Linked DNA regions of Mus musculus: regions 1, 2, 3, 4, 5 and 6 are each linked to region 7. Evidence: chromatin loops called from intact Hi-C (ENCODE). Cell type or tissue: heart. All regions are shown on one strand.

Region 1 (4,000 bases), 110 kb before region 7:
CCCCGCATATGGGAAAGAAGAGCGCTCGCCCTGCAACTGAGATCAAGGACCCCATTCCCTCTGTTGGTGTCAAAGCACAGATCTGCAATCCTTCTTGCCTCAGTAACAAGCACTCCTGAGGCCCCCGGTTCTGTGGGCCTGTCTGATTAACTTACTAGAAGGAGGTCCATACAGAGAGAAGCCACAGAGCCCTGAAGGTCTCTCCAGATCCGTCCACTAATCATTACTGCACTCTTAGTAATAGTCTGCATCCAAATCTAAGCACTGTGTACTTCCTCTCAAGCTTTCAATGGCGCCATACTATACTCATAACAAAACTCAACTTCTTCCTCTGAAGGGCTGCCCTGTAACTCATCTGTCACCAGCTTTGCCTGGCTAATGGCCTCTGTCCACCCTGGGTTCACTTTCTTTTTTTCTTTTTTCTTTTTTTGGTTTTTCGAGTCAGGGATTCTCTGTGTAGCCCTGGCTGCCCTGGAACTCACTCTGTAGACCAGGCTGGCCTCGAACTCAGAAATCTGCCTGCCAAGTGCTAGGATTAAAGGCCTGCACCACCACCGCCCGGCCACTTTCTTTTTCTTTACTGGCTTTTTTTCTTCTCACCCTTCTGGCCTCTGTTGAAATCCACCCACCTGGGCACTGTCCTCCACAATACTATTACGTTCAACTCTACTTCACTTCTTTACATCACAGCCCACCACATACCCCCGGGTGTTCTGATTCTTCAGTGGATTTATATTGTGCTTGCTGACCAGAGGCTGTTAAGTTCCACAGAGAAGGGGAAATGTCACAATGTTCACTGTTTTAGAGAGCTGAGCAGCACACAATAGGTACAGAAAGGCTAACTGTCCAGAGAATGAAAATGGAGCACGGTTGTCCTAACTTGCTTTGGGACACTAGAGGTCCAAATAACACAGGGGGAGAAAGGCCAGTGCCTCACCGAGTGGAGTGTCCTTCTTGACACTCCATCTGGGATCCACCTGCTCTAGGCTTCTCCAGGCCCCAACAACCGCTAGTATCATCACCCCAGTAAAGGAAGAGCTTGCACCAGTAGACAAGGAAGAGTGGCAGAAACTCGAGGGAGGAAGCCTGCCTGGCCCCAGGGGCTCCCTCTCCAGATGATACCTTCCCTCTCACTGAGACCACAAGAAAGAGATGCATCTCTCCCACAGCCCGGCCGGCCCGGAGCAGGGGTGATCCTAGACTGCTGGAAGGGGGAGACCGGCGTCGACAGTTTCCCAGCCAGGTTCCCAGCAAGGCCGACCGGAAACAGAGGCCTGTTCGCGTCTGGGAGTGCTGCGAGGCCTCCTGGGGTAACAGGGGGAGGCGAACCGGCCAGGCCGACCTCCGGGATCACCCAACTACTAGGGCGCGTCATCAGACCTCCGGACTCTGTCCTCTGAGCAGTGAAGGGGCGGCCTGAACTCTAGGGTTCATCTAAAGGGAGAAGTTCCGGGTGGACAGATGGGGCGAGGTGGGGTGAGGGTCTTCACAACCCAGAGTGTGCACTGCACAGGCAGGCACTGGGAATGGCAGTCCTCCGGGACCAGAAGCCAGGGAGTGGGGTCCACTGGCCGGGCTCACCTCTCGGCGGGACGGCCGGGCCTCCATATGCCGAAACTTGGACACCTTGAAGCGACTCATGGCAGCTGGGACAGAGCAAGCTCAGGCTGGAGAACGAGGGTCGTCAGGTACTAGGTGAATGAAGAGAAGCCGCCCTGGACTCTTGCAGCCTGCCGCCTCAGCAGCCTGCAGCCTGGTGCCACGCCCTTATTGATGACAACCAATCGGAAGCTCCTGCGGCCTGCCTAGGCACGCCCCCACGTCACCCTTCTTCAGCGCGACGGCCTTCAGCCCCGCCTTCTTCAGAGGCCAGGACGACCTGAGAAGTCACGCCCTGATGCCTGGGGGACTACTGCACTGGTCGGAGGTCATGTGAGCCGCAGCTGTCCTACCGAAGGAACCACACTTCAATTGCTGCAGGATTAGACTTGCAATACTGGTCCCTGAGGTTTTACAATGACCTGAGAAATAGCAGGACAGAATTAACTAGACTAAAACTGGGAATAATCCCCGCGACCCATAAAAGATAAGAACCACTGAGACTCAATCTTTCTCTCTCTCAATCTCTCTCTCTCTCCCTCCCTCCCTCCCACCTCTTGTCTCCCCTTCCCTCCCTTTCTACCCCTTTGTTTTGAGTTTTATTTTTATTTTATTTTATTTTTGTTTATTTATTTATTTATTTATTTTGAGACAGGGTTTCTCTGTGTAGTCCTGGCTGTCCTAGAATTCACTCTGTAGACCAGGCTGGCCTCAAACTCAGAAATCCCCCTGCCTCTTCCTCCCAAGTCCTGGGACTAAAGATGTGCACCATCACTGCCCAGCCAAAAATACACATTTTATAATGCAATTTTTTTCATACTAGAGTGTATGATGATAATGACCAAGTGATATATAGCTTTATTCTCAATATCTGTGAGCATCAATTTTCCCTTAAAAATGATTTTAGCTGTGGATTGTAGCTCAGTTGGTAGAGTGTTTGCCAGGCATGTATGAAGCCCTGGGTGCCATCCCCAGCACAGTGACATAGTCCTATAGTCCCAGCATTCAGGAGGAAGATCAGAAGTTCAAGGTCAGCTTGGTTTACATAGTTCGGGACTATATAGTGAGAACCTGCCCAAAAAGAAAAAAAAGAAAAAGAAAAAAGAAAGAAAAGAAAAGAAAAGGGAGAAAGAAGGCAGGGTTGGGAAAATGGCTCAGTGGGTAATTATGCTTGCTCTTGGTTAGACTTGTTGGATCCCCTGGCCTTGTGAAGTGTCTTAAACTGCCACATGGGTGCTGGGAATCAGACTTGGGTCTTCTTCGAAAATAAGGAGAAACAAGTACTCTTGACTGCTGGGACATTTACTTTTGTTCACCTGTCTATCCCTGCCTACTCATCTGTGTGCACACAATGTTGGGGTCCAGGAATTGCCTCACAAATCACACAGACATTGATCTCGGTCAGACCAGGATGGTTTATTGATCATATGCTCCAGGATTGGTCGACCAGGGCCATGGTCAGGATTTCAGAACTGAGCCACTACCCTGAACTAAGATCCTACAGGGCTTTTAAGCCCAAGATCTACAAACATTTGTGCCAAGTTATTTCATCAATCGGGATTTAAAGACAGGAAGATTTCCTTAGGAACATGTCTTTGTTGTACACTTATCCTGCTCCCATTGGTTGGGGTAGTCAACTGTGGCAGGCAGGGGACTTGCCTTGTCTAATAATATTCATGTCCTAACTTGTCAACCAGGATGGGCTTTGTCTAACATTCATGTCTTTACTTGCTAACCAGGATGTCTTTTTCTGCCAAGTAGGATGTCAGTTCCTAAGGAGGTCTTGGGAACTTAAACTTTACTAGACTCCTACTCTAAATGGAAGTCTTACTCCAAATAGTTTCTTATATTGGTGCAGGTGCTCTCTTATGTTGGAGTCCATCTCAGGGGCAGCTTATACCATAAAAGCTCATACGCAGGTGCAGGAAGTGCTGCTGGGTGGTTGGTTCAGGTCCAAGCTTATTGTGGGTAACTATACAAAACAGTTCTACCGACTTCTATAGTGATTGATTTCCAGGGACACAGAACATAAGAGAATATGTAATCAGTCTTGGCATTAGAAAGTTTCCTAGTAACAGCAGAAACTTATGACAAAGTTTCCTTATGGTAGACTATCAAAGGTAGGTTCTCTGGAAGCACAGCAAGAGCTCTTACCTGCTGATCCTTCTCTCTAGCTCCAATAAAAATGATTCTTGCAGGGCTCAGTGGTGCCTATCTGTATTCTTAGAAATTTTCAAGAGTGAGTGGGAGGCTGGCTTGAGCCCACAAGTTTGAGACTAGCCTGGGCACTATAAGATTAATGACATTGCTATAGCGTGTACAACAGAGCCTGAGATTTGAGCAGTAGGAGCTCCAACTTTTTGTTGTTGCTGTTGTTTTTTGTTTTTTTGTTTTTGTTTTT
Region 2 (4,000 bases), 79 kb before region 7:
GTGAGCTTGAGGCTAGCCAGGTTGACATAGCAAATTTCAGACCAGCCAGGGCTATATACCAAAGCTGCATATTAAAAAGTACATGTGGTTCCGCTTCTTGTATTTTTAACTAGCCCGGGCTCCTAGGAGAGCCATTAGGCTTTGAGATGAGCATGATTCATTGGGCTGAGTGGGGAAGAGATTAGGGGAAAGCTGATGAGTAAAAAAGACTCGGGTAATGTTACCTGGAACACTTACCAACATTTCTTTTTAATAAAATGTCTACAGAATGGACAAGGTAATACACAGACACAGGATGCAACTGCAGTGAGGATAGACACTTTTCTCAGGAAGGCATAGGTCCCGGGCTGGGAGGAGGCTTGGGAAAGGAACGTGGGTCTGTTGGCTGGGACTAATTACCATGGTGAGGCCTTGGTCACGTGGCATCTAGAGAAGGAAGGCTTATCTCCAGACGTAGTTTGCATTCATTTCTACACATAGCTCTTGAGGTATTTGATCTTAGACTTCTTTGTGACATCTAAGCTGGAATTGGGGTGCAACGTACTTGAAAATGATCAAGCAGCCGGGGCGGCAGTGCATGCCTTTAATCCTAGCCCTTGAACAGCAGAGGCAAGTGGATCTCTGATTTCAAGGACAGCCAGGGCTACACCACATGCTGGTGAGGAGCGGTGGCGTCCACTCTGGACCTTGATTTTGGCAGGCTTTTGCCAGGGTTAGGTGATGCTGGCATTAAGACAACCTGCTGCGTCTTCCTGACCTAGTGGGTTCAGAAGTCCTCACTTCTTATTGCATTTTCCCTCTATTCCTCTGAGACAGCTCCTGCCTGCCCTCAGATTTCAGCATCGTTATTGCTTCCTGTCCTCTTCACTGGTCGATCGATTGGTTTTCTCCCTTAATTTCTAAGTTTTTCTTTTCTTTTGTGTGTGTGTGTGTGTGTGTGTGTGTGTGTGTGTGTGTGCGCGCGCGCGCGCGCGCGTGCGCTGGGGATGAAACCTGGGGTCTTGTGCATTCATACTCTACATCTTAATTTCATGCACAGCCCTAACCCATCATACCAGGCACCTGCTATTTATTTCCATCTGTTCTTTGCACCTTGAGGTCTTTAATATCTCTATATATATTGTTGTGGCTTTCCTACTAAATAACTCCCTCAGCTGGATGGTCGTGGAGCACACCTTTAGTACCAGCACTGTGGAGAGAGGCAGGCAGTTCTCAGAGTTCAAGGACATCCTGGCCTACAGGGCAAGTTCCAGGGCAGCCACAGCTATACACACACACACACACACACACACACACACACACACACAAAGGACAAAAGTTTCCTCAAGGTAGACAGCATAGCTTTAGTCTGTTTATCCCATATTTTAGGGTATGACACAGTAAATCGTTCCTCAGCCAAGAGTCCATGGTAGATGAACCTGATGGAACCACTGTTCCTTTCCCTGCTAGAGGAGTCTGATGTTAGGAATGGACAGCAAAAAGATAGTGTGCTAATGGTTAGAAAAACCCAGGGGCTGGAGAGATGGCTCAGTGGTTAAGAGCACTGACTGTTCTTCCAGAGGTCCTGAGCTCAATTCCCAGCAACCACAGATCTGATGCCCTCTTCTGGTGTGTCTGAAGACAGCGATAGTGTACTCACATACAAAAAATAAATAAATCTTTAAAAAAAACAACCAAAAAACAAACCCATACACAGGTTGAAGTTCACAGAGGTATCATGAAATCTCAGCAAGTGACTTGGGTTTTCTGGGCCTTTGTTACTCCCTCTGAAAAGCTTAGAGCTAAGTTGACCTATCGTGCAAGTCTTAGCCACAGGCACCATTACCTCAAGTCCATGGCTCTGCCACATCTTTGTTTGTTCAATTTTAATCCGCCTCAAGCAGCACAGTAGCAGGGCCTAACCTCCACGCTGCTGCAATCACCTCCCACCCAGAACTCCGAGTTACTACTTACTAGTTTCTGTGTCCATCTTGGCTGCTCTTGACCCAACTGAGCAGCCCTCTGGGCCGCATTCTCTTGGCTCCTTTATGTGATGGCTCTGGTTTCTCCCTCCTTCCCTCCTGCACACCCTCCTAAGGCATGGCTCCTCTCTTCTCCTTCCTCAGAGTCCCAAGCCCAGACACCTAAACCCCACCTCTCTCTTCTTCGCAGCTATTGGCTGCTGGCATCTTTATTTACCAGTCAGAATTAACTGAAGGCAGGTTCCCAGAAGCTCCTTGCAGACTCCAAATCTTGGAGGCCAGCACTTAGCGCTAGAATACAAGTAGTGTTAGGCCTACCTACTACAGTTAGTCTTCCGTCAACAATTTAGAGTGAATGCACAGGTGGCCTCAGTGCCTGTGGTCCTGCCTGCCTGGGGGTATTCAGGGGTGTCAAACACTCAGGGGTGTTGCCTCCCAGTGCATGCACAATGCTCAGGGTTGAGAGTCGAGTAAGTACTTCATGACTTTAAACACACCAAGTAAGCCTGCGCCTCCTATTCCAGTTTTGTTGGTTTTGTTTGTGTGGTCTCAGGGCCCATTTTCATGCAGCTGCCCCTCCAGCTCACTTCCCACAGACAGAGGCCTTTTCTTTTGGGAAACCATTTGTGATAACAATGGTTTTATTTGGGAGGGAAAAAAAACCCAAACACAGAACTGTATACAAGAAAGAGTGTTTGTTGTGCTTGTTGTCCCTACAAATGCTTCAAGATCACAGCTGTGCAAAGTCCCCTTTGTGCTGCTCCAGCCACTGGTCCAGTGTCTGGGCTTTGGGGTTGAGTCGCAGGGTCAGATGAATGTTCCGATCAGGTTTCAGGGTGTAGAAACGGAACATGTTGGCCAAGTCTTGAGCCCCCTGGAAACCAAGTTTCTCGTAATCCTCAGGAGTTGTCTGGAAACAGAGAATCCACCATGTCTGTCTCCTCTACAGCCTTGGTGATGCCAGGAAGACTGGCTTCCTCCAGAGTCCTAGAAAGCCAGGGTGGGCTAGGTATCACCCAAAACTACATTGGCCCTAAAGCCACTAACTCAAGTCCTTGCCGTAAGGCCAAACGAACACTTGCAACTAGAAAGCCAGAAGTATGGAAACCAGAGCTCTCACTGCTACCTGGCACCCATCAGTTCAAAGACTACTTACTCTTTAAGGTCATGGGATGAAAGCCATCCATCCTGCCTTTCAGAGCAGAAATCAACAGTATCACTTTCTTGTTCAAAAGCCGACACTATTCCTATTTTCCTCCCAAACCCAATCTAGCCTTTTGTGCTCCTCAGGCGCTCCGTCTTCATAGCTTAGTCCCGCCTCTCTTTAAGGCTGCATGGCCACTTAGTGCACTTTATTTATTCATTTGCCTCTCACCCCAGATGGCTGTCTTGTAACTTAACTCTGTAGACCAGGCTAGCGGCACATACACAAAACAGTTTTAAAAGACTCTGGTGATGCACGCCTTTAATCCCAGCACTTGGGAGGCAGAGGCAGGTGGATCTCTGAGTTAGAGGCCAGCCTGGTCTACCCATTGGGTTCCAGGATAGCCAGGGCTATATAGAGAAACTCTGTCTTGAAAAAACCATTAAGGAAGCTTTGTCTATTATTATATTTAATTCTCACAGCAACCCTTGAAAGTGGATACTATTAGTATACCTGTTCTATAGGTAAGAGACAGGTCATGGAATGTGTCCAGGCTCCTGGGCTAGCTCTGGGGCTGGAACCAGGCTCTGAAGCCCAGGATCGGCTCCCCAGACCCCACTTCCCGCTGATGTTCTGCTTGGGTCCGTGTGAGAGATTTGTGGGTGACGTAGATGTCTTGACTCAGCATTTCCCAGGATGTTTTTAATGAACAGGCTTTAGATTCATAAGAAGGAGAAATATTAAAAACAGTGTATCTGGAGGCCTGGACAAGAATTGTGAGGTCAGCAGAAAGAGACCAGACTTGTCTCTCCCATTGTCCCTTTGACACCCGTCCTACAGAGGGGCTTGGCAGACTCTTAGATTTCACTTAACTGACTCCTTCTTCCTGGAAACT
Region 3 (4,000 bases), 100 kb before region 7:
AATCTGCCTGCCTCTGCCTCCCGAGTGCTGGGATTAAAGGCATGTGCCACCATGCCTGGCTTTTGTTTTAGTTTTTAAATTTGTGCATCTGTGGAATATGCACATGACTGCAGATGTTCACAGAGGACAGGGGTAAGGGATCCCCTTGGGACTATAGTTACAGGCAGCTGTGAACCATCTAACATGGCTGAGAATTGAGTTCAGGTCTTTTGGGAAAGGGGTATGTGCTCTTAGCCACTGAGCCATCTCTTCAACCCAGCTTGGTGCTGATGTTGTCTGGTCCTTACTGCCTTGATGTATAGCCTGCTAAGGCAGGTCACAAGCAGCCGAGCCTATGGAATGATCTGGGAAAGATGGAGTTTGGGGTGCCTTTGGTGGGCAATGAATGTGATATCAATCTGTTAACGTTTTAAGAAAGAAGAGAAGAGGCAGGTAAGATGGCCCAGTGGGTAAAGGCATTTGACATCAAGCCTAGTGACCTGAGTTCAATTCCTCCAAAACCATTTAAAGTCAGGAGAGAACTGATTTCACACGTACACCATGCTGTCCACACAATTATGACATATATAAATAAATAGAAATTATATAGGTAAACATCATTACTCTTTTTTTTAAAGCAGTTTTATCATTATGTATTTTATATATAGGGGTACACTGTAGCTGACTTCAGACACACCAGAAGAGGGCATCAGATCCCATTATGGATGTTTTTGAGCCACCACGTAGCTGCTGGGAATTGAACTCAGGAGCTCTGGAAGAGCAGTCAGTGCTCTTACTGCTGAGCCATCTCTCCAGCTCCTCATAATTCTTTCTTAATTCTTAATTTCTTTATTTTTTATAGCAGTAACTGTCATACGTTTATTACGTAATTCTTCAAAACCTTGCACAGCAGGCAAGCCAGGTGTGGTTGTGCTGCCTTTTTATCCCAGTACTGGGAGACAGAGGCAAGCGAAGCTCTGTGAGTTTAAGGCCAGTTTGTCTCAAAACCAAACCAAACCAAAACAAAAAACCATACTAGTCTACAGAGCTCATTCTAGGACAGCCAGGGCTACATAAACCCTGACTTGTAAAACCAAACCAACCAACCAACCAAAATTGTGCAGGTTATTTGCTTCCCTGTTGCATAGGTTCAGAGCACCAGGATGCTAAAGGGCTAGTCAAGTATTTACTTATTACTTTTTTAAAAAAAGATTTATTTATTTATTTTTATTTATTTATTTTTTTAAAGATTTATTTATTTATTATATGTAAGTACACTGTAGCTGTCTTCAGACACACCAGAAGAGGGAGTCAGATCTCATTACGGATGGTTGTGAGCCACCATGTGGTTGCTGGGATTTGAACTCAGGACCTTTGGAAGAGCAGTCGGGTGCTCTTACCTGCTGAGCCATCTCACCAGCCCTTTATTTATTTTTATATATGTGAGTACACTGTAGCTGTACAGATGGTTGTGAGCCTTCATGTGGTTGTTGGGAATTAAATTTTAGGACCTCTGCTTGCTCCGGCTCAAAGATTTATTTATTACTATACATAAGTACACTGTAGACACACCAGAAGAGGGTGTCAGATCTCATTACAGGTAACCACCATGTGGTTGCTGGGATTTGAACTCAGGACCTTCGGAAGAGCAGTCAGTGGTCTTACCTGCTGAGCCATCTCACCAGACCCTACTTATTACTTTTAACATATATTTATTTTTGGTTTGTGTGCATGCATGTTTGTCTCATGTACATATACTGCATGCATTCTTGGTGCCTTCAGAGATCAGAAAAGGACATCAAATCCCCAGGAACTGGAGTTTTAGAGTTGTGATCTAACACATCAGAGCTGGGAACTGAATCCAGGTCCTCTGCAAGAGTAGTAAATGCTTTGTTTCCTAAAGATTGTTTTATTTATTATGTATGGAGTGTTCTGCCTGCATGTGTACATGCTTGCCAGAAGATGGCACCAGATCTCATTACAGATGGTTGTGAGTCACCCTGTGGTTGCTGGGAATTGAACTCAGGACCTCTGGGAGAGTAGCCAGTGCTCTTAACTGCTGAGTCATCTCTCTGGCCCCTAAGACATCTGTGAAGGAATGATTTATTTTCAAATTTTAAATCTTGCTTTAAGAATTTGTTGCTGTCTTGGCCGGGCGTGGTGGCGCACGCCTTTAATCCCAGCACTTGGGAGGCAGAGGCAGGTGGATTTCTGAGTTCGAGGCCAGCCTGGTCTATAGAGTGAGTTCCAGGACAGCCAGAGCTATACAGAGAAACCCTGTCTCGAAAAACCAAAAAAAAAAAAAAAAAATTTTTGTTGCTATCTTAAGAGAGACAGCTGTTATAAAGAGACATAATTGTAGCAAGTATTTGGGTTCTGTTTTAGTGACTATCCATATCTATAGTAATTTACTTTTTTTCCCCTTAGCTTGCCAAGAAATATCATCCAGACACAAATAAGGATGATCCCAAAGCCAAGGAGAAGTTTTCCCAGCTGGCAGAAGCTTATGAGGTAATGTGACTTGTGGGTTCATTCACTGGCCATTCAGCTCTGTGCACACATCAGAGTCTGCACTGCACAAGATAGCTTGGCATATCATACAGTCCAGGGTGGTGCTGTGTCCCTGCTAGTTCTGCTAACTTAGACTCTAAATGAAGAAAACAGGCTGGTGCGATCTATCTGCTGCCAAGCCTGATGACAAGTTCAATCCTCAGCAACTTCCATAAATCGTCCTCTGACCCCTGCTGAGTTCCATAGCATTTGAACACTCACATATGTACACAAAAGGAATAGGTGTAATTTTTAAAAAAGAAAAGAGACCCGAAGTGGTGGCATATATGTAATTTAGCACTGGTGAGGCTGAGGGCAAGAGAATTTCTGTAAGTTTAAGGCTAAGCAGGGCTATATAGTCTGCCTTCATACAAAACAAAACAAGAGCAAGGTTCATCTGATCAATAAATATACTCAGGTAATTCATATTGATAGCTGATCTCGGGAAATCCCAGTTAGACTGATCAAATCAGTCCTTATTTGATGACTTAAGTTAGCAATTGTAAAAATAGACCGTAAAGCACATAGGAAGAAACCAAATATCTGTGAGAGAACCATTGACCAGTTACAGAATTATTGGAGAATGACCCTGTGTCTTAGCTAGGGTTTTGTTGTTGTTGTTCTTGTTTCTGTTTTATTTATTTATTTATTTATTTAATGTTATGTTTATGGGTTCACTGTCGCTCTCCTCAGACACTCCAGAAGAGGGCATCAGATCCCATTACAGATGGTTGTGAGCCACCATGTAGTTGCTGAGAATTGACCTTACGACCTCTGGAAGAGCAGTCAGTGCTTTTAACCAGTAAGCCATCTCTGCAGCCCCGTAGTTAGGGTTTTAGTTCTGTGAAGAGAGACCATGGCCACAGCAAGTTTTTTTTCATGGTGCTAGAAGGGTAGCTTTGCGTTCTGCATCTGGATCAGCAGACAGCAGGAAGAGAAAGCAACACTGGGGCTGGCTTCTGAAATCCCAAAACTCACTCTTAGTGACACACTTCCTCCAATAAACCCACACCTTCTAATAGTGTCACTCCCTGTGAGTCTGTGGGGGCCATTTTCATTCAAATTACCATAGCATTCCTCTTGGAGTTGACTATCCCCAATGGGTTCTGCATGTGTTTATGTGTTCAAGGGCCTAGATAGCAACATGTAGAGTCATAGTTCAGTAAGTACGAAGGTTTTATTACCTGTCAGCCATAGCTAATCTGTGCTAGAGCTTTCTCGAGAAGTAGAACCTATAGGATATAGGCAATCAGAGATTTATTAATTGGATCATAAGATCAGCTGCTGAGGGACTGGAGAGATGACTCATTACAATGTTACAAGCATTCTAGAGGACCCAGGTTCAATTCCCAGCACCCAATTGGTAACTTATAACCATCTATACCTCCAGTTTCAAGGGATCCAGTGCCGTCTTCTGGCTTTTTTTTCTCTTTCTGAGACAGGGTTTCTCTGGTGTCCTGGAACTTGCTCT
Region 4 (4,000 bases), 64 kb before region 7:
ACCTTGCCTCTTAGCACTGATCTCCATCCTTCTGCGAGGCCACGAGGAAAAGAGCTTCTCTTTTAGCCTAGGTGCACATCTTTGTAAGGTCATCTTGAATTCACTGAGACTCGTGAAATCAAAAGGTCCAATACAAACTGTTTGAACCAGCCTTCGGGAGCCCATATGATCATCTGTGATCATCAGTTAGCGTTCTTGAGGTGTCTGTGGGGTGTCCCAGATGTCTGGTTCTTGAGGTGTCTGTGGGGTGTCCCAGATGTCTGGTTCTTGAGGTGTCTGTGGGGTGTCCCAGATGTCTGGTTCTTGAGGTGTCTGTGGGGTGTTCCAGATGTCTGGTTCTGGCAGAAGAACAGCCATTTGGATGACAGTCCTTTCCTTAAAGACAGGTAGGCAGCAAGAAAGAGTCTAAGGCAGCCATCAAATGAAGAGTCACACTGGACCGTCCTGAACATCTTTGCTTACTTTTAGAACCACAAACATTAGAAGGAGTGCTTGCCTTTAGCTAAGTGTTAGTGTTAAAATCACTAACAGTGGTTTTAACAGCCATTGACTTTACCAGAGTCCAACACCTGTATAGTGCCTCAATAAGAGATGGGTCTCTTTAATCTATCTTGCTTCCAACTGGCACCCATCAAGTGCCCTAATGATCACACCTACCCCCAGGAGAACACCTGACTGCCTCTACTTTGTTAAAAAGCCCTACTGAGCTGGCAGTGGTGGCGCATGCCTTTAATCCCAGCACTTGGCAGAGGCAGGCAGACTTCTGAGTTTGAGGCCAGCCTGGTCTGCAGAGTTTCAGGACAGCCAGAGCTACATATTGAGATCCTGTCTAGAAAAACAAAACAAAAGGAAGCCATAGGGACTGAAGGACCTTAAATCGTTATGATATTAGGACACCCATTGGTGCCAGGACAGATCTAGCAATGAATAAATTAGGTAAGAAAAGAGGTGGTACTCTGGTTTTTGGAAATGTTCACCATGAAAAGCTCTGATAATATAGCACAGTGGAGAGTTCTTGTCTAGCATGCTGGAGATCCTGGATTCAATCCCTAGTAGTGTGTCCTCTTTCAACAACAACAACAACAACAACAACAACAACACAGAAAAGAAGGCTCTGAGGAGAGCTTACATAAACTACTTTCTTGTAACTCTGTCCCAATAAAATCCAACACCCTGGTCCTGCTCATGCAGAAACTGCCTTCATACTTTGGTCATCAATTAGATTATCTAGGCTGCTTCCAGAACTTGTTGTTTTTTTTGTGAATAGTGTTGAGTAGGAAAAGATTCTGCAAATTTGGTTAAAGCTTCTAGTGTGGAAATCTTCCTAGCTTGTGGGTGCATCGTGCACCTGAATAATAGAGAGGTAGAAAGAGAACATTTGTTGGGTTGGGGAGACATAACTCTGCAAAAGTAAGGAACTTTTCTATGTCCTCCTTGCTTAATGACACGGAGACCTTTATATTTATTATAAAGGTGAGGCGCAGAGCCAGGCAGACTCTAAGCTATTCTAACCAAGTATGCTGGCCTACTTCCCAGCCATGTGGACCTTTCCTGCCTTCTCAGGCTTGCTCTGGCTCCTCCTCCTTCATTCCTGTTCGGATTCCTGTCTCCCTTCTCTCCCACCTGAGATGCTCTCTCTGTCTCTGGCCTCAGAAGTCCTGCCATATCCTCTCCTGCCCAGCCATAGGCTATTAAGCTCTTTATTTAACCAATCAGGAGGTGATAGAGAATAATATTTTATAAAATACTGAGTCATACTAAAGTCGAGACTGGAGCTGGACCTCTGGGTACAGGAATCAGACAGAATACAGAGTGCACAGAAATGTCCCTCAGCATAACTCAGTAAGAGAGCTTACTCAAAATCTAGAATTCCATCTCCAGCACAAAACCAAACCAAAACTTTAATAGTTAAAAAAGTAATTAAGTGCTGGGCAGTGAGTGGTGGTGCATGCATTTAATAACCCCAGCACTTGGGAGGCAGAGGCAGGCGAATTTCTAAGTTCGAGGCCAGCCTGGTCTACAGAGTGAGTTCCAGGACAGCCAGGGCTATACAGAGAAACCCTGTCTCGAAACACCCCGCCCCCCCAAAAAGAATCTATTAATTCTTCCCCAACAAGTTACATTCCCAACCCTTTTGTGTTTTTGTTTGAGCACTGACAAATGCTCACACTGTAGCCCAGGTTGCTCTTGAATTCTCCAGGTTGCTCTTGAATTCTCCAGCCTCAACCCCACCCCTGTCCCCCACCGAGTGCTGGGATTCCAGGCTTGAGCCCCCACTCTCGATCAACAAGCAGTTGGCTTTGGCTGACACGCTTCCTTCCTCTCCGGTTAACATTACTACTCCCCACTCCCGAAGCTTTCTCAGAAGGCAGTGTCGGCTCGCCCAAGAGCCTCCCGCTAGCTGCCGTGCGCCTGGGGGCGTGGCCTGGTGACTCCGCCCCTCGCTGCGTGCGCACGTCCTACCGTCCTGGCGCTCGCCCTCTCGGCTGCGAAGGTACAGAGAGAGTCGCAGACGCGGAGACTGACTGACCTGCGGAGCCACTGACGGTGAGTGGTCCGCTCTGTGCCCCGTCCTCCCCTCCCGGGTCCTTGCATGGCGGCGGCCTTCTTCGAAGCTCTGCTCCGCTGTCCCCCCGCGACTCGTCCTCAGCCTGAGGGGACGTCGGGCGGGGGGTGGCCGGAAGCGGGCTGAGGCGGGCGAGCGAGCGAGCGGGAGACTGGGGGTCGGAGAGGGGCCACCGAGCGGGCCTTGAGCGTCAAATGAGCCCGAAACCGCGGACGTCGCGCTCTAGACGGCTTTGAGCTCCATCCCCAAGAGTCCTCTGGTGTTCCCGTGGGGCATAGCCCCTCCCAGCGTCACGAATGCTCTTGAGGTGACTCCGGGGTCGAAGTTAGTGCAGCAGCGCAGCACATGAGCCTACCTGAGGTCCCGGAGGAGCCCGGGGCGTGGCGGCCTTGTTGGCCAGCCTTCAGTGGCTCCCCTCGGTGGCAAGATCCCTTAGAATCCCTGTGGGGACTTGATGAGTGACCTGTGGTTCTGAGTGCAAGACTGGGAGGACTCAGTCGTAGATGTAGCCGGTTGGTCTGGCCCAGGAGGTCACCTGTCACCACCAAAGCACAGAGCTCCAGGTGACTTAATTGCTCTGTAAGAACTGCCTGGACCGCCTTGCACACTGCTTGCACAAGGACTGTCTTGTGTCATGCCGTTTAAATTGGTTCTGAAGGACCAGTTGTGGCCTGTGTTCAATTGTGGGCACCGCAAACTCAACTAGAGAAGGGAGTGTTCCCGAAAGACAGAAATATCATATACTGTCCAGTTGAGGGAGAGCGCTTGCTCTCCAGTCCTTTCTAAATCCTTGAGTGTTTTACTACCTATAAAGTGAGAATATTAAGAGACTCGTGAAGTAAATCCACGAACATTCCACAGGCGAGATAACAGCACTGAAGATCTTAGTTATGCATAGACATCCTGTGATTTTTTCAGAAGTGGATTAGAGATTAGAAATGGTTTTGTTTAAGTGGTCATACTGGCCTTAAACAGTCTAGTCATGTAGAAGGTTTTGTGCGTTCCTATTTCTGGTATAGTGCTTCAGTTTATAATAGTTATTATAAATGTCATTTAATACATAATTATTAAGAAAGTTTTTTTTGGCGGTGCAGTTTGAACAAGATGAGCATGTATTTTACTACTGAGCCCACAACCCTACCCAGTGTTTTGTGTTTTGAGAAGGAAATCTTGCCATGTAGTGTGCACTAACTGAATTTGAGATCCTCAGGCTCCTAACTGTTAGGATTATGATGAGCTTGCACTATAGTGCCCAGCCTAAATCTTTTTTTCCCCCCTTTGAGTCAGGCTCTCTCAAAATTATTTAGTCCTGTCTTTAAACTTTCTCTATAGACAGGCCTCAACTCACAGAGATCCCACTGCCTCTGCCTCCTCTGTGCTGGGATTAAGGTGGGTACATCATGCTGTTTTGTCAATGTTTTTAGTTTCTTTGAA
Region 5 (4,000 bases), 230 kb before region 7:
AAAGGCCTCCCCACCTGGCCTGCTTAGCCCACCTAGTTGGTTACGGCCGAGCTTTGTGCAAGTAAAGCGTGGCCCCGAAGCGCCTACAAGTCCCACAATGCAGCACCGACCCGGCATAGAGAACTACAGCTCCCGTGAGGTCGTGCGCGCAGAGGCCCGCCTACTCCAAGAGGGCTGCAGAGTCACGTCCAGGCCTCGCTAGTAAACAGCACCCGAGCGCGGGCGGAGAACGTGCGACTAGTGACTGCCAACGTGTGGGGGACCGCAACTTCCCTGCTTGAAGCATGGCCACTAAAGGTCCACGTACGCCTCGCAACCTCGAGCGAGCACGCCCCCAACCCTGCTGCAGCCCTGTTCTCTGCAAACGTTCACACCACCCGGCTCCCCGCCCCCCCTCCCCGCAGCCTGGAACCGCGGCATGGCAGCATTGTAGCTGTCCTCTCGCACACTCCGGGCCCCCCCCAAAACGACCTCCTTAGAAGAGGGTTCCCAGAAAGCGCGAGTAAGCAAGGAAAAGGAAGGAAGCCAAAGCTGGCGGGGGGAGGAGGAAGCGCTGGGTGAAAGCCACCAGCAGCAAGCATGGCCGGGACTGCTGCAGCACCACGTGGGTCTGTTTGCAATTTACAAACGTCGCGACTCGCCCGCCTGCAGCGGACAAAAGTGGACAGAACCTCTCGGGGTCCCCACGTTCCAAGGGAAGAGGGTCCCTAGGCAACGCAAGCAGGGTTCCAGAGACTGCAGCGGACCCAGTAGCTAAGAAAGGCGAGCGAGCTCGGAGGCGCGAGCCATGCGTGCGCACACGCGCACCCGCCCGGGCGGGCTGGCCGGGGGCTGCAATGGGAAGAAGGGGTTGGGGGGAGGAGCAGTACACACCTACAGAGCCCTCCTATCACTTCTTTCTCTGTTTTCCTGAAATGTTGCAAAGAGGGCACCTTCTGAGTGGGCACCATGAAATACTCCATAGCGATAGGCCCCCCTCCTGTGCACGAGCCAGGTCTCGCGGTCAGCCGGAGAATGCAAGATGGAAATCCGAATCAAAGGGCAGCGCCGGACGGAGGTGCAGAATCGGCCGGTCCCAGATGCTGGCGGCAGCAGCAGCAGCGGCGAGGGGAGGGAGGCGGGCGGGAGGGGCGGGCGGGAGGTCTCTCCAGCCTGCCTCCCCGGGCGTGTGTATGTGTGTGTGTGTGTGTGTGTGTGTGTGTGTGTGTGTTTGCAGCTGATCAGATGTCTGTTTCAAGGCGGGAAACAGCTGGTGAAAACTCAGCACTCCCCGGCCTCCTTCCGCGGAGTAAGGAATTGCATGTAAACAAAGGACTATTTGCAGCGCCCCCCCCAGGGCGACTGGATGCTGGGGCGAGAAGGGCGCAAGCTCCTTGGGACCGACTACTACATGGGTCTGCAGACTTAACCCTGGGATCAGGAATCAGGGGTCGACAGCTGGCTGTGGGGGGACACGATGTGAATGGAGTGAACAGCGGCCCAGCTACATGCGCCACTATGGGTGATGAGGTCCATCAGCTGACAGGTTGGCAAGCGTAGCTAAAAAGAAAAAAAAAAAAAAAAAAAAAAAAAAAAAGGCCAGCCCCACCGCACGGGATCCCAGTCTGTGCAGTCCAGGGTCCGGTGAGGACTGCCCAGTGCGGGGTCTTTGCGCACCGCTATCCTGGAGGACGCGCTGGGCGGGGCTGCAGCAGCAAAGGGAAGGCTCTTTTGGGTGTGTGCTTCAGGCTTTTGCATTTTCATAATTGCCACTGCACGGAGCGGAGCAGAGCCACTCTGGCGCGCTCCCTTTCGAGCCGACCCGGGCCCCCTGGAAACTTGCGTCATAGCCACTGTTTCCCACAAGTAACTTGGGGCTGACTCTGACCACCCGCCAGCCTCCTCCCTCCGTCTTTACCCAGGTGGCTGCCTGGCCCAAACTCTGACTGGTGCTAGGAAATTAGATTGCGAAGGGTACAGGCAGGTGCGCAAGGTACCTCGGATGTTTGGGGCTGCCATAGGAAGAGAGAGCAAGTGGGAAGGAAGGGAAGGGCGGAGGCAAGCCAGAACAGCAGCGGCCCTGAGGCAGGCTGCCAGCGCGGTCCGAATATCCATTAGAGGTCTGGTGGTGGCTGCCAGGTCCTGTCTTGCCTCTTTCACTACCTTACTTTCCGACTTCGCGCGCAGCGGGCTGCAGCTTCTCATTCATGGGGAAGGCGGGATAAAACTTGCTCCACCGCCAGAGGGCGCGCTCTACAATGGGGGGGGAGTGGTGGTCTGGGGCAAGGGAGGGGACGTTTTAGGGGTGAGCTTCCGTCCTCTGACACGCCCCCACCTTCCGGTCCCGGCCCTCCCCAGACTCCTGGAGGGCTTGGCCCCAGGCTCAGGAAGCCCACGCCTGCCTCGGAATGTCCTCGCTCCAGCTCAGCGCCTTTCCCAGACCCATTCGCTGCCTTCCAAGGTTCCACCCAAATCGAGCCTCTTAGTTGAAATACTTCTATTTATAACAATTGTTGGGTATTATTAGAAAACATTGTTCAATATTACCAACCTGATCTCTAACTGTAGATGCCAGATCAATTAGCATCTAATCCCAGGGACACGTAACTTGAAAAGCAGCACTTCCTAGCCGGCTGGGCTGTGCAGTTGCACACCTGTAATCCAGAATTCTAGCGCTTGGAGATCGAAGATACGATCGTGCCTCTAAAAAAGACAAAGAAGCAAGGCGGTGGTAGCGCATGCCTTTAATCCCAGCACTTGGGAGGCAGAGGCAGGTGGATTACTGAGTTCGAGGCCAGCCTGGTCTACAAAGTGAGTTCCAGGACAGCCAGGGCTATACAGAGAAACCCTGTCTCGGGGAAAAAAAAAAAAAAAAAAAAGACAAAGAAATGGGAGAAGAAAAAATCAGGAAGGCAGGTGAAATGGCTTTATAGGTAAAGATGTTGGCCTGCAAGCCTGATGACCTGGTTTTTATTCCCAGAATCCCCGTGGTATAAAGAGAGAACCAGCTTCCACAAATTCTCTCCTGACCTTGGCATGTGCACTTTAGCATACATACATACATACTTAGAAATTAATTTTTAAAAGTTTAAAGGAAGTAAAGAATATGAAAAAAGGCAATTTCACCCCACCTCCACCCCCAGACTGGGTTTCACTATATAGCCCTGACTGTCACAGAACTCACTGAGATTCCTCCCCCCACCCCCTGCTTCCTCTGGAATTAAAGGAGCCACCACTGCACAGATGTGTGTATGTGTGTGTATGATTGTTTCACCTGTGGGTGTCTCTGTACATCAGGTATAAACCTGGTGCTCTCTAAGGCATCTGAAGAGGGCATCTGATCCCCTAGGACTGGAGTTAAAGATGGTTGTGAGCACCATGTTGGTGCTGGAAATTGAACCCAGCTCCTCTGGAAGAGCAGCCAGTGCTGGATGCTGAACCATCTCTGCAGCCCTTGGTTTTTGTTTTTTGAGATAAGAGTCTCCTGTACCCCAGGCTGGCCTCAAACACCTCCTCCCAAGTGCTGGGGTATTAGGTGTGTACCACCAGAGATTTTTAAATCCTACCACACACAGCCTCACACAGCTTTTTTAAAAAGATTTATTTATTGATTATATGTAAGTACACTGTAGCTATCTTAAGACACTCCAGAAAAGGGAGTCAGATCTCGTTAAGGATGGCTGTGAGCCACCATGTGGTTTGCTGGGATTTGAACTCTGGACCTTCGGAAGAGCAGTCTGGTGTTCCTATCCACTGAGCCATCTCACTAGCCCCCCTCACACAGCTTTATAATAGGGTCTTGCGTGCGCCCAACTGGCCAGGAAGAACGACGCTGCAACAGGATCCTTCCACACATGTTTATTGGGAGAGCTTGATTGCAGAGGCAAAGTGACCCCAAGCCCAGAACTGGTGCTGCTTATATAGGCCTAGGAGAGGCGTTCTCTCTCATCTGATTGGTTAACTTTGGTTAATTCTCAAAACCTCATCTTGGCAAAAGAACCTTTACTGCCTATGTATGTGT
Region 6 (4,000 bases), 120 kb after region 7:
CTGCAGCCTCCATTGGGAGCTCGATGCCAGGAGCTTGGGGCAAAGACCAAATACTATGTATTATGTTATATCACAATTCTGATTTTGAACTTTAGGAGATTTTCTTTAAAATATGAGTATTAACACTTTAGGGGTTTGCACCCTGCAACCACAGCATGATCTCAGCAGGGCTGCCTCAGCAAGAAACCCAACCCTGCCCTGAGTGGCTGCACAGATGGGTAGGAGCATGTCTGGGCCCTTCTGACATCGGAGAAGGCCTTAGAGAAGCTCAGATGTGAAATTGGGAGTGAGGAGGACTGTGAGTGCTGTTCAGCTCTGTGCCTGCTTATGTGGTCAGAGTATGTAAAGTCTTATACCAGAGTTTCCTCAGCCGGCAATGAGATTTGGGGAGTTCAGCTGCTTTGGGTACTTTGTGTGAATAGCTGTTCACAGCTAGCTGCTGGCTAAGAAAACTCGAGGCTTTCCTGTAAGACTCAGGACTGGGCACTGGGTCATCAACTGACTCCCTGAGTGGTGCTACACAAGTAGGAAGATGATGACTTCTCACACGTGGTTCTTAGAGGTTCCACTGTGGCCTGAGGTAATGTAACAGCGCTCCAGTGTGTGATGGCTGTCAGTAGGGAGGAGCCAGGTGGCCAGCACAAGCCCTGGGGTGAACTACCAACCTGCTACAGGCAGTATGACCCGTGTGCTGTGCTAGCCTCTCTGGGCTTCCAGTATGATGACAGTTGGGAAGAGCTCCTGTTTCTGAGTTGTCCTGGGAGGAGCTACCATAGCAGATGAGCCCTGGATTCTGGGCAGGTGCTTTGGAGCTGCTCCAGAGGAGGTGAGGGCCTCAGTGCAGTGGGCGGGACCTCAGTGCAGTGGGCGGGACCTCAGTGCAGTGGGCGGGACCTCAGTGCAGTGGGCGGGACCTCAGTGCAGTGGGCGCCCACCCCAGCCCATCCAGATCAACAGTTCTGTTTTGTTCTATGAGATATGTAAGAACAGGGTCCTGCTGCCACCAGATGGGCTAGATAGATGGCCAGCTAAACATGGCTTCTCAGAGATTCTGTCCTGGTAGACGTTTTTCTGAGACCTGCGTGAGGCCTGTTTGCCTTCCAGTTAACTGGCTTGCCTGACACCATCACCAGATCACCAAGTCAGAGAAAGAGGAGGCTCCAGGCCTGAGGTGCTGTGCTTGGGACTCAACACAGCCAGCAGGAATTCTGTGTCCTGAGCTGCAGGACAGGAAGCCCTCCTGTTCCTTTCCTGCCCCCTTAACTTTCTGTGGTTCTGGGGTCCCACAGCATATAATTAAAGGCTAGAGTACTGAGATTCCTGTCTTGGGCTGGCCTTTTCACCACATCCAGGCTGGACCTCCCTGTGGGGCTCCCTCCCACACTGGCACTGACAGTCAGGACAGCAGGGACGTCACCCAGTTTCCCTGGCTCTGAGTGTGGCCTTTGTCCTAGAGACCCAGAGAAGCCCTGGGGCAGTAAGCATGGGTCAGGGTGGGAACAGCGAGGGCCATGGCTTGTATTCATGAATGGGGATACTAGCTCAGCTCTCCGTTTCCTAGTGGTCAGCCTGAGGTATGAGATGCGCTTTTGCATAAGGAGAAGGCTGGTCTTTGAAGCATTGCGGGAACTAGCAAGACAGGAAGGAAGCTAGTCTCTGAGTCACTAGAGCAAAGCTTCAGTGCACCAGCATGGAGGTTCAGGAAACATTATACTCAGGAGGAGGGCAGGACATTTCATAACGTGACTCACATTGAAGCGAAGGCCTCACACTATGTGGAAATGCCTGAGAAGAGAAGCAAGCAGCTATGAAGAAGGGTTGGTACAGGGTGTGCTGCACTGTGATCATTCAGAAAAAGCGAATGCACCAAACACCTAGTGGGCATGTTCTTCCCAACTAGAAGGCAGCAGAGATATCAGGCTGGCATGGGCCCTGGAAGAAATAGCCACTTAGTATGGCTGGGCAGCCTCCGGGTGAGCAGAGCTGGCAGTGGGAGGGAGGCCACTTGGCTGCTTCCTGTTTCTATCTGGGATGGTTGAAGCTTTCAATCCCTATAGAACAAATGGCTGCCAGTTCAGAGGAGTACCAGAGGAGGTGGGAGGTTGGGTGGGGGGCCCATGGCTCCACAGGAGTCAGGTGGCTGCTTTGCTGCTCTCAGGTACAGCTGTAAGAACCCTTCTCTGCAATCTGAGACCGTCCACTACAAGAGAGGCGTTAGCCAGCAGTTCTCCCTGCCTTCTTTCAAGATTGACTTCTCCGAGTGGAAGGATGATGAGGTAACCCTGGGGAACTCGAGTGGTGCACAGACGTACTTGCAGGTCAAACACCCACGCACATATAATGTGAAAATAAAAAAAACAAGCAGCGTCCTCTGGCTCCCTCTGGTGGTGGGAATGTTTCCCCTTCCACTGTCACTTTCCTGGGCTACTCAGAGGGAGCTCTGCAAGAATGGGAATGCGATGGAGCGAGGGGAGGACAGGACCACAGCCACTGGTTCTGTCTGGTTCTGTGCGGAGTTCACCCAGCCCAGCTGCCTCCTTCCAGGATGCGGAGTGTAGCTGAGAAGAGAATGAATGCTTGGAGACCGCTCGGAGCACAAGAGAGCCCAGTGCACCCAGGCTTGCTGCTGGTCTGCTTCCAGCCTTGCATGGGGGTGGGTGGAGCTCTGCTCTTGTAGCTAGCTTACCTGACTAACACCTAAACAAGCAGTTCCTGTATGAGAGGCTCTCCTTGGTCTTAGTTTATGACCTTGTGAGGGCAGCAAACTGCCAACATCAGCATCAGCAGGAGCATTCTGGAGTGGCTTCTCTGAGTGGTGCAGGCTTACACAAGACCACATTTCAGAGCAAGGCAGTAACCCAGGAAGGTCATTTGCTTTCTTATGTCCCAATTTGTGGGAAATGCTGTCCTGGGTGATGATGGTTCCAGTGGTTCCAGTGTCCCTGCCCAACCTGATGCTGTGACTGCCCACATGGCCATCTGCTGCTACCCCCTCTATTGCCTGTATCCTGCTTCCAAACACAAAAGGAATTGTGTAACTCCTTAGTGAGAATACATGGAAATGCGTGTGCTCCCCTGAGATACCAAGAGGGTTCTGGAGACTGGGTAGGCTGTAAAGCTTTGTGACAGGAACAAGCAGGAGCTGAGAGTGTTTCCTGGGATGGCCCACAGGTATGGATCAGGTGAATCCCTGAGTCCTGCTCTGCTCTCCGGTGCAGGGTGAGGGCCAGGGGTTCCAGGACAGTAGGCTTTTGTGGAGAGATTGGGACCTGTTCCATCCCAGGCTGCCGTCTTGGGGTGGGCGAGGATGGAACCATATCTGGGAGAAGGCAGCTGCTGGCCTAGAAAGGGAAGCATGGACCAAGTGGTCTCTGTAGCTCACTGTTGCTCTCATTCCATCTCTGGTGGGGCTTGACCTGGACGCTTTCTCTCTCTCTCTCTCTCTCTCTCTCTCTCTCTCTCTCTCTCTCTCCCTCTCTCTCTTTCTTTCTCTCTTTCTTTCTTCTTCTTTCTTCTCTCTTCTTCTCTATTCTTCTTTCTTCTTTCCTTCTCCTCCTCCTCTTCTTCCTCCTCCTTCTTCTTCTTCTTTTTTTTTTGGTTTTTCAAGACAGAGTTTCTTTGTATAGCCCTGGCTGTCCTGGAACTCACTCTGTAGACCAGGCTGGCCCCGAACTCAGAAATCCGTCTGCCTCTGCCTTCTGAGTGCTGGGATTAAAGACGAGCGCCACCACACCCGGCTAAACTGGATGCTTTTCATCAAGCAATTACATAATAAAATTTCACCCAAAACAGGAGACTGGATGATAGCACTGTTCACAGTGTTCATGTTAAAACTGCCCATTGATCAACAACTTAGACACAGGCAAATACAATGTGGCTTACCCACCACCTAGAATAACTCTGCAGCATAAAAAAGGAATGGAATTGTGGCTGAACTTGGAAAGCATGCTCAATGAAAAAGGTAGGCATAAAGAGATAGACACTAAATGGTCCATCGTAG
Region 7 (4,000 bases):
GCTATAGCCTCTGTAGTGGGATACCTACCCTGCAGCCTCTCCTACAAGACACAGTGCCTCCCAGAAATGAGTCCATTTCTATTGTGTACAATCTACTTCTAAGTTCTCTCACAGGACAAGAAACCTCTCATCCACACTTCCAACACCCACCCCAGGAAAGACCAAGAACTCTGGAGAACTCCATACATGCTATGTCTCACTAGAAGATCTTTTACTTACAAGACAGAGAGTTTCACAGAGCCAGTCTCTTCTCCCTTTCAAATGAAGAGAGTGTGTGACAGACTGGTGTTCATAGCTATGGAGCCAATTACAAAGGCCTGTGGGACTCAAAGCTGTAACTATGAGGTCACCAACTGTGCACTTCAACCCTGTTCTAAAGCTTAAAAAACATCCATGGCACCAGTAGGTTCAAAATGGGCAAGCTTGAAACATACAAAAGAGCCAAGAGAACAAGGCCAAGGACTGAACAAGCAGACAACTCACTTTAATTATTGCCAGCATAATCTGCTGGGACAACCAGGCCTCTGGGACACATTCCATTTTCTCTCTCTCAAAACAGTTTTGTCCCCTGAAGTGTTCTTTACACATTCCCTCTTTCTTCTGGTCAGCTACCTTCTCAACATCCATGTAAAGGTCTTTCCTGGTTCTAAAAACACATCCTATAGAAACCCTCCAAAACCCTTTGGATCGTCAGGACTGGGAGGCAGACTGATTTTCAAATAGCCAAGGGGAAAAAAAAAATCAATAAGCAACAAGATTTCTAAGTCTAGTTAATAATATGTAAGCTTTACTAGGAATGGAAATATACTATTATCTGCATGTACTTTGGCATGAAAATAAAAGACTGAAGGATAAGTACCCAATAAAGATATTAATTGTACATTCTAGGTGGTAGTCCATAGGTGTGCACTGTAAAGTTCAACGGTTTTTGTATGCTTTGAATTTTTCCTAACTAATGTCAAGGTAGAGGAGGTCTTTGAGATAGTGAGTGACCAAAAATATCTTTCTTATTATGAGCAGAGAGCAAGAAGAGCAGACATGTTCACCTCTTTCTTCCCACCCAACTCTGGTCAGCACCAACAAGCTAAGGACCAGAAAGAGCAGTCCTATTTGCCCAGAAAATGCCCTGTTTGGAGTACACTACAAAACTGATATAAAAACTACTGCATGCCCTCTCCCCAAAGTCCCTGATCCTTACTCCCAAGACACAGATTCTCAGTTCCAAGTGTGCATGAGAATTTCTGGAGAGCTTACTAAATGCAGATTTCTGGGCCTTACCCCATAAATACTCAAATCAGATCCTGGGGAATGGGGAAAGTCCAGGTCTTTCTGATACAGAGGATCCTATCCTGATCACTCCATCTTCCTTGACACCTGTTGAGAGGTCCCAGGAGACCCACCTTCTCCAAGGTCCTGGATGGCTTGGGGCTTCGCCAGCCCCTCGCCTTCCTAACGTCCTGCCGGAGCGCCACGTAGAGCCAAGTCTAGACCTGCAAACCGGCGGGGGAAAGAGGGCGAGACGGCCTCCTCCAGGACCGCCAAGGTCACCCGCGGGTCTCTGAGGCTTACCTCAGGGATCCTCCCCGACCGATCGCCGTTCCTCAACCCTCCATACCCCGAGGAAAATGGCTCGTACAGCCGTCGCTTACAGAAAAGTAGAAAGGCGTGATAATCACCCGAGTGGGCTGGCCCTTCTCTGGCTGATATCCCCTGTCTGCAGGCCCAGTTCGCTCGGGGCCCTGGAATGCTAGCCCTCGCAGCCCCGCAGCTGCAGCCACGCCGAAATCAACTGCCCTGATTTTGCGTGGCGTTTCGGAGGGAACGGACTCCACCACGACAACCCAGGCCCGTTTACCTCGAAATCCAGAAGCCTGAGGCCAGAGGGACAGAGATCTGCAGTGGTCCGGCCCGCTGCTCCGAGGAGCCCCTCTACCAGAGGACTCGCAGCACTCACCGCCCCCGCACCGAGAGGACCCTGGAATTTGTAGTCTTTCGGCGCACCCGCAGCATTCCCTGAGGCGGGAGCCTACAGCTCCCGGCACCCACCGCGCGGCGGGTGAGGGCGGAGCTCGGCGGGCTAGGTCACGCGGGCGGAGGGTTTCGAAGCCTAGCCCCCGCCTCGGCGTGTGAGAGGGGTCCCTTCGGAAGCCGCTTGGAAGTCTCAGAGGTGACTCACCGTCAGTTCCAGCCCCTCACCGGCCAAGCGCTGCCGCAGGAAAGGCTGCCTCAGCCCCGTAGCTGTCCAGAGGGAACCGCAAGGCTGTGGAGAAAGGCCCAACCTCCTGGCCTCTCGCCTTAGGGCGGGGCTTCGCGCCTCACGCAATGAGCTTGGATGACGTCAGTGGAGGCCCGTTGCGGGTGGGAGACGAACGAGTGGTAGTTCCCCAGGCCTTTATGATGGGGGGGGGAAAGGCTCGAAAGAAAGATGGTGGTGCTAGCGCTCCCTCAGGCCAGCCAGCCAGGCGTGCTGCGCACCCCAAGAGTTGAGGGAGAGCTACCACCCTTGCCCTAAGCTGCCTGGGCTTTCATGAAGCTGTGAACCACACCAGCTGTCCCTGCCCTCACACAGATTCCACTCTGACAGACAATACACAAATAAGCCACAAAATGACCAGCATCTCAAAGGAAAGCAACAGGATGTCCCAACAGAATTAGAGTGTTGCCTCTGAGTAGGGAAGGTAGGAAAGGCTATGTTGGGATGAGGTGTGAAGTAAAGAAAGAGACTGGCAGTCGTGGCGCACGCCTTTAATCCCAGCCCTCGGGAGGCAGAGGCAGGCAGGTTTCTTAGTTCGAGGCCAGCCTGGTCTACAGAGTGAGTTCCAGGACAGCCAGGGCTATACAGAGAACTCTGTCTCCAAAAAACAAACAACAACAACAACAAAAAAAAACAAAAACAAAAAAAAAAAGAAAGAAAAGAAAGAAGACTGGTATAGATGAACTTTTGAAAGGCACTTTGGCCAGCAAGGTGAAGACTGGAAGACAGCACCAAGGTCATCAATGAAGTTTGGATTTATTGCACATGGAAACTAAAGCTCTCTTCTTTTTCTTTTGTATTTGTGTGTGTGTGAGGCACGCATGTATGTCAAAGGGCAACTTTCAGGAGTCAGGCCTCCTTCCAGCATGTGGGCTTTGGTTCTCACTCAGGTCTTCCAAAATGGCAAAGACCCATGAGCCATCTCACGGATCCTTTTGTATGTTTAGGCAGGGTGTTCCTCTGAGTCTTTCAGGCTCACAACCATCCTCCTACCGCTCAGTCTGTCAAGTGCTGGGATTACAGGCAGGGAGACATCACAATTTGAGGAGTTTTAAGCATTAGAACTACAACTGAGTTTCATTGGTCACGGGTTTTGTACTGCACATTTCATCTGACCAGTAACATATTATTCCAAAATCAATACTTGTATTTTCACGTTTATTCATGGACATATGGATCCTGTGCATTGTTAACTGAGGTTAATTAAGAGCAACCTGTTAACAAAATATTGCATGTATAGTGTTAGTGGTTTTGTTGTTTAAAATGGCCCTAAGGGTAGAGTTGAAGTGCCATCTAGTGTTTCTAAGTAAAACTAGATTTGATGTCCTTTGTGTGAATTATACCCGTTAATGATTAACTTGGAATTACCAGTAATCATCAGTGTAACATTAAAGAAATAAAAGCACTTCCCCTTTGAGTCCTTCAATCAAGAACAAGCTCAGAGTTTTTTGTTTTTGTTTTTTCATTTATTTTATGTATAAGTTCTCTATCTGCATGTACACCTGCATGCCAGAAGAGAGCATTAGATCACATTACAGATGGTTGTTAGCCATCATGTGGTTGCTGGGAATTGAACTCAGGACCGCTGGAAGAGCAGCAATTCCTGAGCCAGTTCTCTAGCTCCACAAGTTTAGGTTTTAATTCTGTACTTCATGCTTCTTGTGCCTTCCGTCCTCTGTTGTCTGAATTTGTGACTGCTTGAAGGCTGTCTTGTGAAGGTTTGTTCCTGTGTTTTTGTGTCTCTGT

The links. Hi-C counts contacts between places; a loop is a spot of excess contacts. Peaks named below come from ENCODE experiments on the same cell type or tissue, not always from the same donor. Only the 100,000 strongest peaks of a DNase experiment are listed, where the experiment ranks them.
Region 1: it touches region 7 in a loop (2.4-fold over the local background); 14 of 42 quality-filtered maps call a loop at or near these places.
Region 2: it touches region 7 in a loop (2.3-fold over the local background); 16 of 42 quality-filtered maps call a loop at or near these places.
Region 3: a loop joins it to region 7, with 2.8 times the contacts of the local background. A loop is called at or near these places in 18 of 42 quality-filtered maps.
Region 4: it touches region 7 in a loop (3-fold over the local background); 15 of 42 quality-filtered maps call a loop at or near these places.
Region 5: it touches region 7 in a loop (2.9-fold over the local background); 2 of 42 quality-filtered maps call a loop at or near these places.
Region 6: it touches region 7 in a loop (2.0-fold over the local background); 2 of 42 quality-filtered maps call a loop at or near these places.

Annotation. Positions count from the first base shown.
Region 1 is chr16:4,677,971-4,681,970 of GRCm38, forward strand. Coro7 (coronin 7) reads right to left here and starts at 1,750. Exons shown (of 28, transcript NM_030205.4): 1 at 1,582-1,750. The coding sequence starts at 1,641. In heart, no CTCF peak of the experiment used is centred here; DNase peaks (open chromatin) are centred at 1,271 and 1,821; H3K4me3 peaks cover 1,634 bases; H3K27ac peaks cover 1,545 bases.
Region 2 is chr16:4,708,733-4,712,732 of GRCm38, forward strand. Nmral1 (NmrA-like family domain containing 1) reads right to left here. Exons shown (of 5, transcript NM_001290761.1): 5 at 2,585-2,871. The coding sequence ends at 2,692. Among named protein-coding and RNA genes, the nearest start is that of Nmral1, 8.6 kb to the right of the region's middle. In heart, a CTCF peak has its summit at 1,598 (motif pointing left); no DNase peak of the experiment used is centred here.
Region 3 is chr16:4,687,575-4,691,574 of GRCm38, forward strand. It overlaps Dnaja3 (DnaJ heat shock protein family (Hsp40) member A3), which reads left to right. Exons shown (of 11, transcript NM_001135112.1): 3 at 2,407-2,490. Among named protein-coding and RNA genes, the nearest start is that of Dnaja3, 5.5 kb to the left of the region's middle. In heart, CTCF peaks have their summits at 1,938 (motif pointing right) and 3,215 (motif pointing right); no DNase peak of the experiment used is centred here.
Region 4 is chr16:4,723,925-4,727,924 of GRCm38, forward strand. It overlaps Hmox2 (heme oxygenase 2), which reads left to right and starts at 2,437. Exons shown (of 6, transcript NM_001136066.2): 1 at 2,437-2,547. In heart, no CTCF peak of the experiment used is centred here; a DNase peak (open chromatin) is centred at 2,427; H3K4me3 peaks cover 1,982 bases; H3K27ac peaks cover 1,488 bases.
Region 5 is chr16:4,558,555-4,562,554 of GRCm38, forward strand. It overlaps Tfap4 (transcription factor AP4), which reads right to left and starts at 1,166. Exons shown (of 7, transcript NM_031182.2): 1 at 874-1,166. The coding sequence starts at 962. In heart, CTCF peaks have their summits at 1,320, 2,197 (motif pointing right) and 2,420; DNase peaks (open chromatin) are centred at 137, 1,317, 1,807, 2,067 and 1 weaker place; H3K4me3 peaks cover 2,636 bases; H3K27ac peaks cover 2,533 bases.
Region 6 is chr16:4,911,532-4,915,531 of GRCm38, forward strand. Mgrn1 (mahogunin, ring finger 1) reads left to right here. Exons shown (of 17, transcript NM_029657.4): 5 at 2,159-2,276. Among named protein-coding and RNA genes, the nearest start is that of Nudt16l1, 26 kb to the right of the region's middle. In heart, CTCF peaks have their summits at 1,526 and 2,381 (motif pointing left); DNase peaks (open chromatin) are centred at 1,660 and 2,370; H3K4me3 peaks cover 670 bases; H3K27ac peaks cover 1,262 bases.
Region 7 is chr16:4,787,976-4,791,975 of GRCm38, forward strand. It overlaps Cdip1 (cell death inducing Trp53 target 1), which reads right to left and starts at 1,966. Exons shown (of 6, transcript NM_025670.5): 1 at 1,856-1,966. In heart, a CTCF peak has its summit at 3,549 (motif pointing left); DNase peaks (open chromatin) are centred at 2,216 and 2,306; H3K4me3 peaks cover 2,784 bases; H3K27ac peaks cover 1,916 bases.